2 separate regions of the Homo sapiens genome follow, and region 2 is linked to region 1. The links are chromatin contacts, found by Hi-C or POLR2A ChIA-PET in ENCODE. All regions are on one chromosome and are shown on one strand. The core of a region is the stretch at or near the end of the contact, and the rest is flanking DNA. Distances in the headings are between cores, read along the strand shown. Region 1 overlaps CYSTM1 (cysteine rich transmembrane module containing 1). Region 2 holds the start of ZMAT2 (zinc finger matrin-type 2).

Region 1 (5,967 bases), core at 505-3,004:
AACAAAAGCAGATTACAAAAACTGGAAGACATGGGGGATAATACCATGCTTGCACAAAGCTGCCATGAGGGGAAGACAAGTGGCTTCAACAGTCTTAGTCATCAGCAGGCTCATGGTTTCAAGTCCTAAGAGCCAGGTCTGGGGACAAGGCCAAAAGCCCAGCTCAACTAGGGTCAGGAAAGAGAAGGGTCAAAGTCATTAAGAGCCCACGCCACTAGAGCAAGCTGGCGGTAGTAAGGCGCACTGCCTAGTCCAGTGCCCACCAATAAGTGACAAGGGTGCCTCCACAATCATAAGGAAGTGGCCAGCTGAAATGTGGTCAATGAAAGGGGATATATCGGGGATATATCAAACTGGAATTATAAAATGTTGTGAAAGCCTATCAAATATCAAAATGAAGTCTGATATTATGAGTGTCCAGTGATAGTTATGCTGGAGTCTAAAATTAGATGGTGAGTAAAGCTGACTTTTGCTCAGCAGAGAACGGTGATTCATCAGAAACTGATCTTCAAAGACATCCTGCTCCTTGTGCTTTAAACCCTTACCCAAATGAATTGAAAGTAGGGACTTGAACAGATATTTGTACACCCATGTTTGCAGCAGCAGTATTTAGAAACATAGTCAAAAGGTGGAAGCAACCCAAGTGTCAATGGATAAACGAAATGTGGTATAAATATGCAATGAATATTATTCAGTCTAAAAAAGGAAGGAAATCCTGACACACGCTACAGCATGGATGAATCTTGAGGACATTGTGCTAAGTGAAATAAGCCAGTCCAGAAGGACAAATACTATATGATTCCACTTATATGAGGTACTCAGTGTAGTCAAATTCATAGACATGGAAAGTAGAATGGTGGTTGCTAGGGGCTGGAGGTAGGAGAAAATGGTGAGTTGTTGTTCAACAGGGACACAGTTTCAGTTTGGGAAGATGAAAAGAGTTTTGGAGATGAGTGGTGGTGACGGTTTCACAACAATGTGAATGTACTTAATGCCAATGAATTGTACATTAAAAATGGTTAAAATGGCAAATTTTATGAGAATTTTATCACATACATAAAAACCTGCATTATTTTTTTCTTTTCTCAAGAGACAGGGTCTTGCTGTGTCACCCAGTCTGGAGTGCAGTGGTGCAATCATAGCTCACGGTAACCTCGAACTCCTAGACTGAAGTGATCCTTCTGCTTCAGCCTCCTAAATAGCTAAGAAACTTGCATTCTTTAATCCTCTGTTTATACATGAGAATTCCAGGACACTTCAACACTTGGGGAAAAAGACACCAGAGCTGAGCTTCACAGCAGGCAAAACTCTGTACGTTGGTGGCTCAGGATGTTCTGTCCCAGCAGCAGCTTCAGTTCTCTTTGGTTTGGTAGCATGAATCAATCCTGCAGGCCCCTGGAGCCAGCCTGGACTCCAGCCAGCCAGAGACACCTCATGGTCACAAAACAGTAAGTCCACTCTGCCTGCCTGTGTGCCCACCTGCCCTCCTGCTTGAAGACTCTTCTAGACTGCTCCAACTATATCTCACATCCAGCAAATGTGCTGAAGGAGAAAGAAGCTGCTGTTGCTGACACTTAGCTCAGTCTCCTTCCCACCTCACATGCTCACTTTGCATTTTCCTGACACAGCCAACCCTGCAGAGGAGTCCAGAAACAAGAGACATCATCCCTGACTCAGGCAGCTCACAGACCACTTGAAAAGAAGACAAAGACCCATCTCAGGAAGCTCACAGCCACATGCCAAACTGGGCAAGACCAATTATAAACACAATTGGAACAAAATCATGACAGATCCTTTCAATGAGTTAAGGTGAGAGGAATGTTAATCTTATTACCGCCCTCTCCTCATTTCTCTCTTCTTGCACTGCTAGAAGAAAATTCAATAAACGATGGCTAGTGAGTGGCTCACCAAGAAATGGGCATCATCTTAGATGGGCCCTGGCTGCCACAGCCAGCCCTAATAGCCCTGGCTTCTGACTGATAGGGCCACCATGGCCTGACAGTCCCTTGCCCTCAGGATGGAACCGTGGTTAGGGTGATTAATGCATGAACTGTTATTTCATACCCTGCTGAGCAGCAAGAATGATGCTTGAAACCAGGGAAGCATAGAAATAAAGCAAGGAGAGAAAAGGTAAGAGTGAAACAGAGATAGGAAATGACTTAGAAACCAAAAACCCCCAATGTCAGTGGCCCTTGAATATAAGACAACTACTGCCATGATTTTAGAAGGCTAAACAGAAATCAGGGAAATGATTTCCTCCTGGTTTTCAGGCACTGGGTTACAGAAAAAAAAAAGAGAGAAGTTACTTTGAGTGGAGCTGGCTCTTTGGAACTTGCCCAAATGGGCAGAGATCACCAAGGAGGTAGCTGTTGGGTTTTTCCAATTAGTGTCCAGGCACAGGCAGGCACAGACTACTCTGTTATCGTCAATGTTAGCCTGATTCACATTGAGTGCTGGCCCAGGAGTCTCATTCAAATAGTACTTGCTGCATTTTCTAAGAAGGTAAACACTGCCATATCATTTTTAATGAACATAAAACGTGTTTTATCTTAGGTATACAGACCATAACTGGCTTCAAAAGGTACCAGATTCCTGTGTTACTGATTAACAGCTCCAGGAGATATATTTATGCAAAGCACCGCAGGTTGTTTTCTTTTTCTACTGCCAGGCTTAATTTTATGACAGTAAAAACAGTAGTGTTTTCTCCTGAACGCACCTCAGTTTAGAGGCTGGTACACAGTGAGTTCCAAGGTCAGGGATGGGACAGGATGACCATTCTCAATGAATGTGGTGAGAAGGTGATTCGGGGGCAACCCTCACTTGTAAGGACTGTCTCCCACCCCTCCCCTCTACTACCTGCAGCACACTGCCCACGATTTCAGAGAAACAAAGGCCATTCCTTGTAGATTTGCAAAGAACTGTGCAGGGTGCCTGGGCTATGCCAAATTATCCACCGCAATTCCTGCTGTTTCGTAACACTGTTTTGTAACACAAGCTGACATCCACCTAGAATCAAGGGCAAATGGTCCTGAAAATCCCCACTTTACCCACTGAGATGTGATTATTTGGCAAATGTGAGGCTAGAGACTTCACCAGCAGAGAAAAGGAGACAGAAGTGGTGGCCTGGCTTGTACGACTGTAACTAGGACTCTGGCCCTGGAAGACAGGGCCAGAGTTTAGGGAAACAACTCCCTTCCATGGTGAACTCTATCAGGCTTGGCCAGCTTGTCACTGAAGCCAGATTTAAAAAGTCTCCACAATCATGACCAGCCTCTTGCCATGAAAACTGTAAGGTGGAAAACTAAGTAAGGTTGGCCTTGTAGATGGAGCAGGTATGTAGGGACCCTCCAAAAATATGCTGGGAGGGCCAGAGGGCATCTGATTTCACCCCATCCGGTAGAGTTCAGCTGCCAAAGCGGTGATTTTATTTACAGCACTACCAATTTGGAGAACTAAGAGATAGAGCAGAAGGACTCTCAGCAAACTCCAAAAGCCCCGTATATAGCACACTTGACTTAGGGTACCACCCTCCTGGATAGTATGTTTGCAATGCTGCTGTCATCATCTGTCCATATCACAGCACAAGCAGACCAAATCCCTTGGGCCTGGCAGCCCACCAAGGAACATAGGGCAAAAGCAAAGAAAGGCAGTGCTACAGTTGGGACACCCTAGGGTCCAACCTCAGTGCCACTTTGAGGGTGTGACAGCCTCTTCCAGCTTTAGTTTCCTTACCTGTAAAATAGGGATGAGATTAGTACCTATTCCCTTATTGGGTTCTTCAAGAACTTGATGAGTTAATCCACATAGGCCAGTGCCTAGTATACAGCGGGTATTCTGTATACTCTAGCTGCTACTATTGCTCCCAAGACAGAGACCTGAAGGACAGAAGGCAGGGCTTCCCAATCGCTAAGACACCTGGAAGCAACATGGGCATTGCATAGAACTGGTACACCCTACAGACAGTTGCATTTTACACAATGAACTGGAGTCTTTTTGAAAAATGAACAAGAGACATGGAAATGGGAAAAAAAAGAGATGTCTGTTTATCTAAGGTACTGCCTTAGTCCAACTCCCTGTGGATGCTAGGCTCTAAAGTGATAATCCAGGAGGGCCAGGGGTACTGCCTCCTAATGATATTCACAACCACAGCCATCCTTATTACCACACCGACCATATCGGCTAGCTGGAGCGGGCTATCACCAAGAACCTTTCTACCAACTCTCACAGTCACCACTTTTCTCCCATGATTGAACAGGGAAATGGAAATGGTCCTATTTAGCAATTCCTTTTGACCTCCAAGATAAACTCTGGGGACCCTCAGCTCCTAATTTTATCTGGATGAAAATGTTGAGGACTGCAATGCCACTTATCACTGTATGCTCACAGCCTACCACAGGGCACTCAGTAGGCCTGGCACACTAAATGAATGAGTGGATGGACAAATAACCTGTCTTGTACTCCTTACCTCAGTTGGAAAAGCCTGTCTTATTAAGAAACTGCAGATATGGGCTTAGCTGGTGACACTCTGAAGCAACTGCAAAGCACTGATAAGGAAAAATATGAGACCCAACTGCTCTCAAGTTCTTAAGAAAGGGAGTCACTCCACTTCTGTCAGGTCAACCCCTTCAGAAGAGATCTTGGCGTACTCTGAATTTTCTAGAAAGGGGCTGAGGGTAGTCCTTGATATCAGGGCCATCACTTTATTCCAAAGGGAATAATCTGCCTGGAGAAGATCTTGGAAGAGAATCAAGCAAGCAGAGGGAGCTTAGGGTCCTGAGTCCAGCTAGGCCAGGGAGAGTGGGCCTAGTAGCCACAGGATACACCTTTTTCACAGAGGCTTCAAATCTGCAGCCCCAGGACATCTTGCCCACAGCCCTGGGGAGTTCATGGTTACCCACTAGCTGCCTGAGGTACTTGGAAAGGGCTTTTTTGGAGGCTCAGGAGGAGGAGAGAGAAATATTAATCCTTCACAAACAAATTACCCATGATATACATTCTCTCCAAAAGCAAAAAGTCACTTTTACCCATTAAGAACTCACAATATAATCTTGCGCTGTCTCTGTCTCTAAAATTCTCCAGGCTGAAAAGGTATCCCAGGCTAGCAAATGGACTCATTTCAAGGGTAAATGGAAAAGCTCAGAGGAAACCAAGGCGCTACTTAAAAAAGAAAGAAAAAAGCCTAATGGAGATTTTTTTTTCCCTAAGGAAAATGCAATTGAAAATCATCAAAATCTTTTCTAAGCTGTTCCCAAGTTATAGTCTTTAAGCAAGTGTGTTCCTGGAGAAAGGGCCTGATGACTAGAACCTCAAGAGAAAGCTCAGGTACAACCCCCAGAACGAGAATGCGTATGCTCTTTGTGTGTGTGTGTGTGTCATAGAGGGAGAGGGCTCTACTTCCTCCCCTTACTTCAGAAAGCCCTGAGGATGGGTCAGGGCAACCTTAGGAGTATGCTACCTTTTCCAATCAGGATCCCAGCCTGGCTACACAAGGCACCCTTGATCAAATGAGGAAAAGGCCACTGAGCCCAGCAGGGAGAGAAAAGGAAGGGAGCAGTATTAGCCTCTCGAGACCAAAAGCATTGCAGCCCTGATAGCATACAGGCAGCAAGCTTCCTGGTACAAGCTGATAAGATTTTCCAAGGGAGTTGATAGGAAAGTAAATATTTCCTGGAGAAGGAACCCACTCCCTCAGAGAGCCAGGGTAAGCCTGGAACAGCAGAAAACCAGGGCAGGTTACTCAAACACTGCGATGATCTGCTCAATGGGTCTGTCTCCACGGACCCCCATCCCCTGCCAAACTGCCAGTTCAGCTCACAGGGGAGAAGCTGGGTCCTCTTCAGCTCTGTATCCCCAAAGGTCTAGCTCTTACAGATACAGGTTCACTGGATTCAGAGAGTATGCGTAACATACCTGGCTTAATCAATTTATGTAAAATTTAAGTCCCTTAACCTCTCTGTGGGTAAAAAA
Region 2 (5,813 bases), core at 2,187-4,686, 480 kb before region 1:
TTTTAAGGATCTTATCATTTTCAACCAAGAAACTCAAATTTTTAGGTAAACTTCTTTTTAGAAGTGTTAAGCCTTCATTTCTATAAAGCCTTAGCTTTCGAGAGAGTATAGCAGTCATCTTCCAAGACAGCCCCAGGATGAGCCCCACCCTCTTGGTATTCCTACTCTGTGTAGTCTCTTCCCAATTTGTACCAGAGTTGGTCTGTTTGGCCAATAGAATATGTCAAAAGTAGTATCTTCCAAAATTAGGTTATTTTAAAAACCATGCCTTCTGTCTTTGTTTGGGTTACTTGCTCTGGGGAAGCCAGTTGCTTTATTGTGAGCAGTCTTATAGAAAGGTCTATGGGGTGGCCGGGCATGGTGGCTCACGCCTGTAATCCCAGCACTTTGGGAGGCCGAGGCGGGCGGATCACCTGAGGTCGGGAGTTCGAGACTAGCCTGACCAACACGGAGAAACCCCGTCTCTACTAAAAATACAAAAAAATCAGGTGGTGCATGCCTGTAATCCCAGCTACTTGGGAGGCTGAGGCAGGAGAATCGCTTGAACCCAGGAGGCGAGGCTGTGGTGAGCCGAGATCATACCATTGCATTTCATCCTGGGCAAGAAGAGTGAAACTCTGTCTCAGAAAAAAAAAAAAAAAGAAAAGAAAAAAGAAAAAGAAAAAAGAAAGGTCTATGGGGCAAAGAACTTAGGCTTCCAAACCACAGGCATGTGAGAGAGCTTGGAAGCAGATCTTCCAGCCCCACTTAAGATTCATATGAATGCAGACCTACCTTGCCAACTCCTTGATTGCAGCTTCATGAAGACCCTGAGCCAGAACCACCTAGGTAAGCCACTCCCAGATTCCTTACCCAAAGAAACTGTGAGTGGTGTAGTTTATGCTGCTAAGCTTTAGGTTAATTTGTTAATTTACATAACAATAGATAACTAATACAGACAGGAATGGACAACAGTGGGTTTACTAAGCAGCTCAGAGAAGTGTCACTCATTGCTATCTGTGTTGCTCTCCTGCCAGAAAACCTAACTGGACAGAGAAGCAGTGGGGGGCAAAAGGGTGACAAGCTCTTGTAGGACCCTTCTTCCTATAGGTTATAGTCTTGGAAGAAGGTGTACAATCAGGCATCCATAACAACTACAGCCTTTGCAGCTAGTCTGGAACCTCAAACCCCTCTTCTTCACCATTAACAACTCCTAGGCTCTATTCTAGCTCCACCTAATTTCTCTCCTAGAAATCTCCTCAGTAGTCCTTTCCTTCATTTCTTCTTCTGACAGATCAAATAATCCCTTTTAAAATATTAATAGTAAATCAGAATTGATAACAAGTACAATGGCAATAAAAAATTTAAAAACTATATTGAGTAGTAGCTGTAGTGCTCATAGTATGATTTTTGTTTGTTTTGGTTTTTTTAATTGAGACAGGGTCTCACTGTGTTACCCAGGCTGGTCTTGAATTCCTGGGCTCAAGCAATCCTCCTGCCTTGGCCTCCCAAAGTGCTGGGAATACAGGCGTGAGCCACTGTGCCCAGCCAATGCTAATAACATGAAGAAACCCACTGAGTGACCACTCCTAGAGACACTATCATGTCAACTTGAGACCTTGGGAGACACAGAAAAACAAATATAAAGATAGAATTACAGGCAAGAAGGACGTAATCCTGGGGCCAAGGACCTTCCTTAACACTTCCTAAAACCAAAATAGGTGGCTTATTAGATGCATTCTTGGCTGCAGAGGAAAAATGATAAGCAACTCACCCTCCCATCTCAGATTGAGGGGTTGTCTTGGTAATGACAATTGTCTTCCCAAGCTTGGATTCCAAGTCCACCTTGTAGTCCCTATGCCGTAAAAGCTCTCGCTTGACAGGCTGCACTGGTTTTCCTGAAACATAATGGGGAAGGAAGTCCCTTCAATATTATAGTTCCTCAACCAGAAAGGAAAAAAAATGCATGAAATCCAAAATTCAGGTCTTACTCATTTCAAAATCATTCCTGAAAGGACACAACAGACACTTAAAGTAGCAGCTGGGGAGAATCTCAACACAGGAAGAAATCATAAGCAATCCTCAACTCTACAGCTTTTCTCCACTTTAAAGCCAGCAAATCTAAAAACAGTATGTTTTATATTCATTGATTAACTGAATTGTGGGGGAGAATTTCTGAAGAATTACTAGAAGCAACTTTTTCAAAACGGGAGCAAGGACATTCAAGAATGCTTTCAGGCAGATACCCTAGGCATAACGGAAAGGAACCTTCTGAGAGCTGGGCAAATTTATAAAAGGGGACCAACATCTAGGAAATGCCTGTTACATGTCAAGCACTATTTATTTTACATGTTACATAAAAAATGAAAGAGTTAGTGAGTGCAAGGTGGCCTGGAGGTAAAGGGAAAGAAGAATGTACACGTTTGAAACAGATGACAAAATAAAACATTTCTTTATGCAATCTCTTAAACAGGAGAGAAGCACCAACTCCCTGATGTACAAGGCACAGAGAAACAGCACTACTAAGCTCTAGCTGAAACAATCACAGATCCTGCAAAGTTCCCCGGCTTTTCTCAGACTATATGGGAGGGTCTTGATTGGGCCAGGAATGTTCTCTCCCTTAAGAAATTTCAAGGGAAAGAGGGGGGTCACTGATAGCGGTAATGCACAGCAGCAAAATACTCTACTTAACTTCTCTGTCACTACTAAGGATGCCGTTATCTTCTCTGTACTTCAGGAAAGCATTAAACGAGCCAAGCAAAGGGTGGGCAAGGAAGCAGAGTGAAATAGAGCTGAAGAGCATCTCAAAACTACTTACTTCATCCCACCTCCTCGCTCTCATTTTGTAAATGCAGAAACCTAGGCCCAGGGAAGCAGCACTCTGCCAGAGCTTACACCGCGTGGGAAGGCAGCGCACTTCAACTCCCACCCGCTCTCCATCATCGCATCGCCTCTGTGATACCCTTAGCCCTTGATGTAGTTAGCACCCACCATCTTTCTTTTCTCTCTCTTCCGTGAGCCTCTTCTCGGCGAGTTTCTCATATTCATCTTTGTCCCACTTTCGGCGAAAGTCCAAGTTTTTTGTCTGTGGGGAGGAAAAAGCGTCAAGATCCGTCGCCGTGTCTGGGCCCCTAGAGAAGCAGGGAACCGCGCCCTCGCGGTCCAGGTGTCTACAGGACGTTTTGAAAGCAAAGCCTCTTTGGACTGTACGAGAAGACTGAGGTAGCCTCAAGACCCCAACCCGAGAAACCTCCGCGATTCTACTGACCCTCTGCCAAGGCCTATTACTGGGGAGTTCTTGAACCTGAACCCTGGGATCTCGAGGAGATATCGGGAAGCCAGTCGGGTGCAGGAGTTTGTCTCTATTCAGGTCTGAAAAACCATTCCCCACCCCGCAAAACCTCCTCCTCAGACACAACACCTACCCCGCTGCCCGACGCCATCTTCACAGCGAAGTGAATGGCGAGCTGAAAAACGCCGTAAAAAGCGGCTTGGAGCCGTAAGGCAAGATAGCCCTCCAATAAGCTTGGAGTCTTGTGTTCTAAACGAGCTAAGGACTGGAGGGTTTCTAAAACAGGCTTGTTGGCCCCGCCTCTGCTCCAAGGAGACAGCGCAGGCGCAAGAGGAGTATGAAGCAACACGGAAGTAAGGGCGCTTGCAATTGTTTTTTGCCTTGGATTTCAAAACAAGCATTAAAGGGTCAAGATTTAGTTCAACTATTTTACAAACAAGGAAACTGAGGTTCGCAAAACAGTGGTCTCTGATCTAGTCTAGCAACTTTGCGTCCACTGCCAAGAATTTCTAAACCTTTTTTAAGGCCGAAGCGCCATTAGGGGGTCTAGATGCCTCTCATTCACCTGCATGCACTAGGGATATGACCCTAAACTACACTGAAACGTTTGCAACAGAGGCACCCTTCCCGACGCACATATAAAAAGCATGTTTTGCACTTGGGCTCTTTTCCTTGAAGCAATGCTACCACCCTTTGGTTCACTTATTTTTCCATCATCTGGGGAACTTTATAGTAGAACATAATTTAATCAGCATAATTGGATTTGGAAAGGCCAGTCATCAACAACACTCTAGAGTGAAGCACTGTGGCATACCGGCTCACTATATGTTGATTTTTAGCAACAAAACTACCTCTTGGCCGGGCACAGTGGCTCATGCCTGTAATCCCAGCACTTTGGGAGGCTGAGGTGGGTGGATTATGAGGTCAGGAGTTTGAGACCAGCCTGGCCAAGATGGTGAAACCCTGTCTCTACTAAAAATACAAAAATTAGCTGGCTACTCGGGAGGCTGAAGCAGGAGAATCTCTTGAACCTGAGAGGCGGAGGTTGCAGTGAGCCGAGATCACGCCACTGCACTCTAGCCTGGGTGACAGAGCAAGACTCCGTCTAAAAACAAACAAACAAAAAAACTACCTCTTGAGGAGACAGGGAAAGAGGGAGAAACTGTGGCTGCTCATCACTGAATACAGAAGCATCATCCCAGGGAGGTTACTTCTACCTCACAGAATTCTCCAATGTACACTCAAGCATTTTCTATGGTCTATGCAAACAAAGCCCTTGATAACAATAACAAATTACCCAAACTACTACACTTAATATTTTATTTAACATGTTATCCAACCACTTCTAAAACAGCCTCCATGGCACGGTATGGAATAGAGCAGTGATTCTGGCACAGGAAATGGTCTCCAAAATCTCAAAATATCAGATCTCTACCTTGTCAAGTCATCTATTAAGTTCAATGTTCAAGATTATCAAGCATACAGCCCCACTCTTCTACTGTAAGCAATGGATGGGCTAGAGAGATGTCAAATCAACATGGGTACTGCCATGCCCTTAGGATAGCATCTGTCCTCAAAGCTGAAAGCAGCCATTGCCCCTCTTTGCTGTCTTCCAAAAACTCCCCAGACAGGCCAATGGCTGATTGTGGACAAATTCACCAGAATCTGGTTCCGTAGCTACAGTAGAAGGCTAAGTATCTGGTTTCTGATCTCAATGGTTCAGAATCCTGAGCCTGAGGTGACTCTCCCAGAGCCTTGCTCACAGCAACAATCTCACTACCTCTTGACAACGTTCCGTGGCACTTCAAATTTGCCTCTGCAGCTAGAGCATGTCTCTTTCACATCCAGCCATCTGCACCCATGCAGAATAGCTGCTCACACTAGCCCAGGAGTCCTCAGGGTCTTCTACAGTTCTGCACCCAGGAAGAATGGAGGAGGCAGAAGGTACTTGTCACCCTTCCTGGCTAGTTGTTGTGAAGTCCATCACTCAATTCCAGAGGAATTCAGTTCTAGAGGAAACCTTTTCTACAAAGAGCAGCAGATGGGAATCAGGCAAGGATCAAGACTCAGACAGTCGCTTCTGAATTTCAGCCACAAAATTTTCCCGTTTAATGGCCACCTGAAACATAAGAGAATCCTCATGTGATAAACTAGAAAGTGATACTAACTCCTTAGCCACTGTTTTTCCAGATTTGTTTTACTCTGCATCTTCTCCCATTACTTATACAACCAGAAAGGAGTAGTGTGGGTTGACCTGAAGAATGTATACCCTCAAGATGAAAGGGATTCAAACACCTGATCTATGTCTATTATGTTGATTAGTCTCAAAATACCCATTCGGATTTCATTTGTCTTTCTTCTGGCCACCCAGTCAATACTCACAGGCAGCAATGGTCATCTTGAGTGAGTGTTTGTTCATCTCTACCACTATTAACCATGAAGATAATTTCTCAGCCAGAAGATGCATATTTCTTACAGAATCTGGGAAAGGCAGAAATACTTCGTCCCTTCTATTTCTGCTGCCGCCACTCACCTCCTCTCT

Evidence for each region. Hi-C counts contacts between places; a loop is a spot of excess contacts on that map. ChIA-PET counts read pairs that join two places held with the same protein, here RNA polymerase II (POLR2A). Pooled maps may share reads with other maps.
Region 2: a pooled map shows a loop between it and region 1 (2.2-fold over the local background). The contact joins the promoter of ZMAT2 here to the enhancer-like site in region 1. A Hi-C loop is called at or near these places in 1 of 168 maps with a recorded cell type or tissue (Ramos) and 4 of 50 pooled maps. POLR2A ChIA-PET finds 5 or more read pairs at or near these places in 1 of 52 experiments (AG04450).

The regions. Positions count from the first base shown.
Region 1 is chr5:140,216,294-140,222,260 of GRCh38, reverse strand. All of the region lies in intron 2 of CYSTM1 (cysteine rich transmembrane module containing 1), which reads right to left. Among named protein-coding and RNA genes, the nearest start is that of CYSTM1, 44 kb to the right of the region's middle. Within about 2 kb of position 1,754, at least 15 of the 41 ENCODE cell types and tissues checked have a DNase peak (open chromatin) inside an H3K27ac peak, as active enhancers do.
Region 2 is chr5:140,698,070-140,703,882 of GRCh38, reverse strand. It overlaps ZMAT2 (zinc finger matrin-type 2), which reads right to left and starts at 3,436. Exons shown (of 6, transcript NM_144723.3): 1 at 3,405-3,436; 2 at 2,971-3,064; 3 at 1,754-1,877. The coding sequence starts at 3,422. It overlaps HARS2 (histidyl-tRNA synthetase 2, mitochondrial), which reads right to left. Exons shown (of 13, transcript NM_012208.4): 12 at 5,805-5,813; 13 at 4,578-5,390. The coding sequence ends at 5,331. RefSeq lists enhancers at 604-1,146, 3,108-3,177.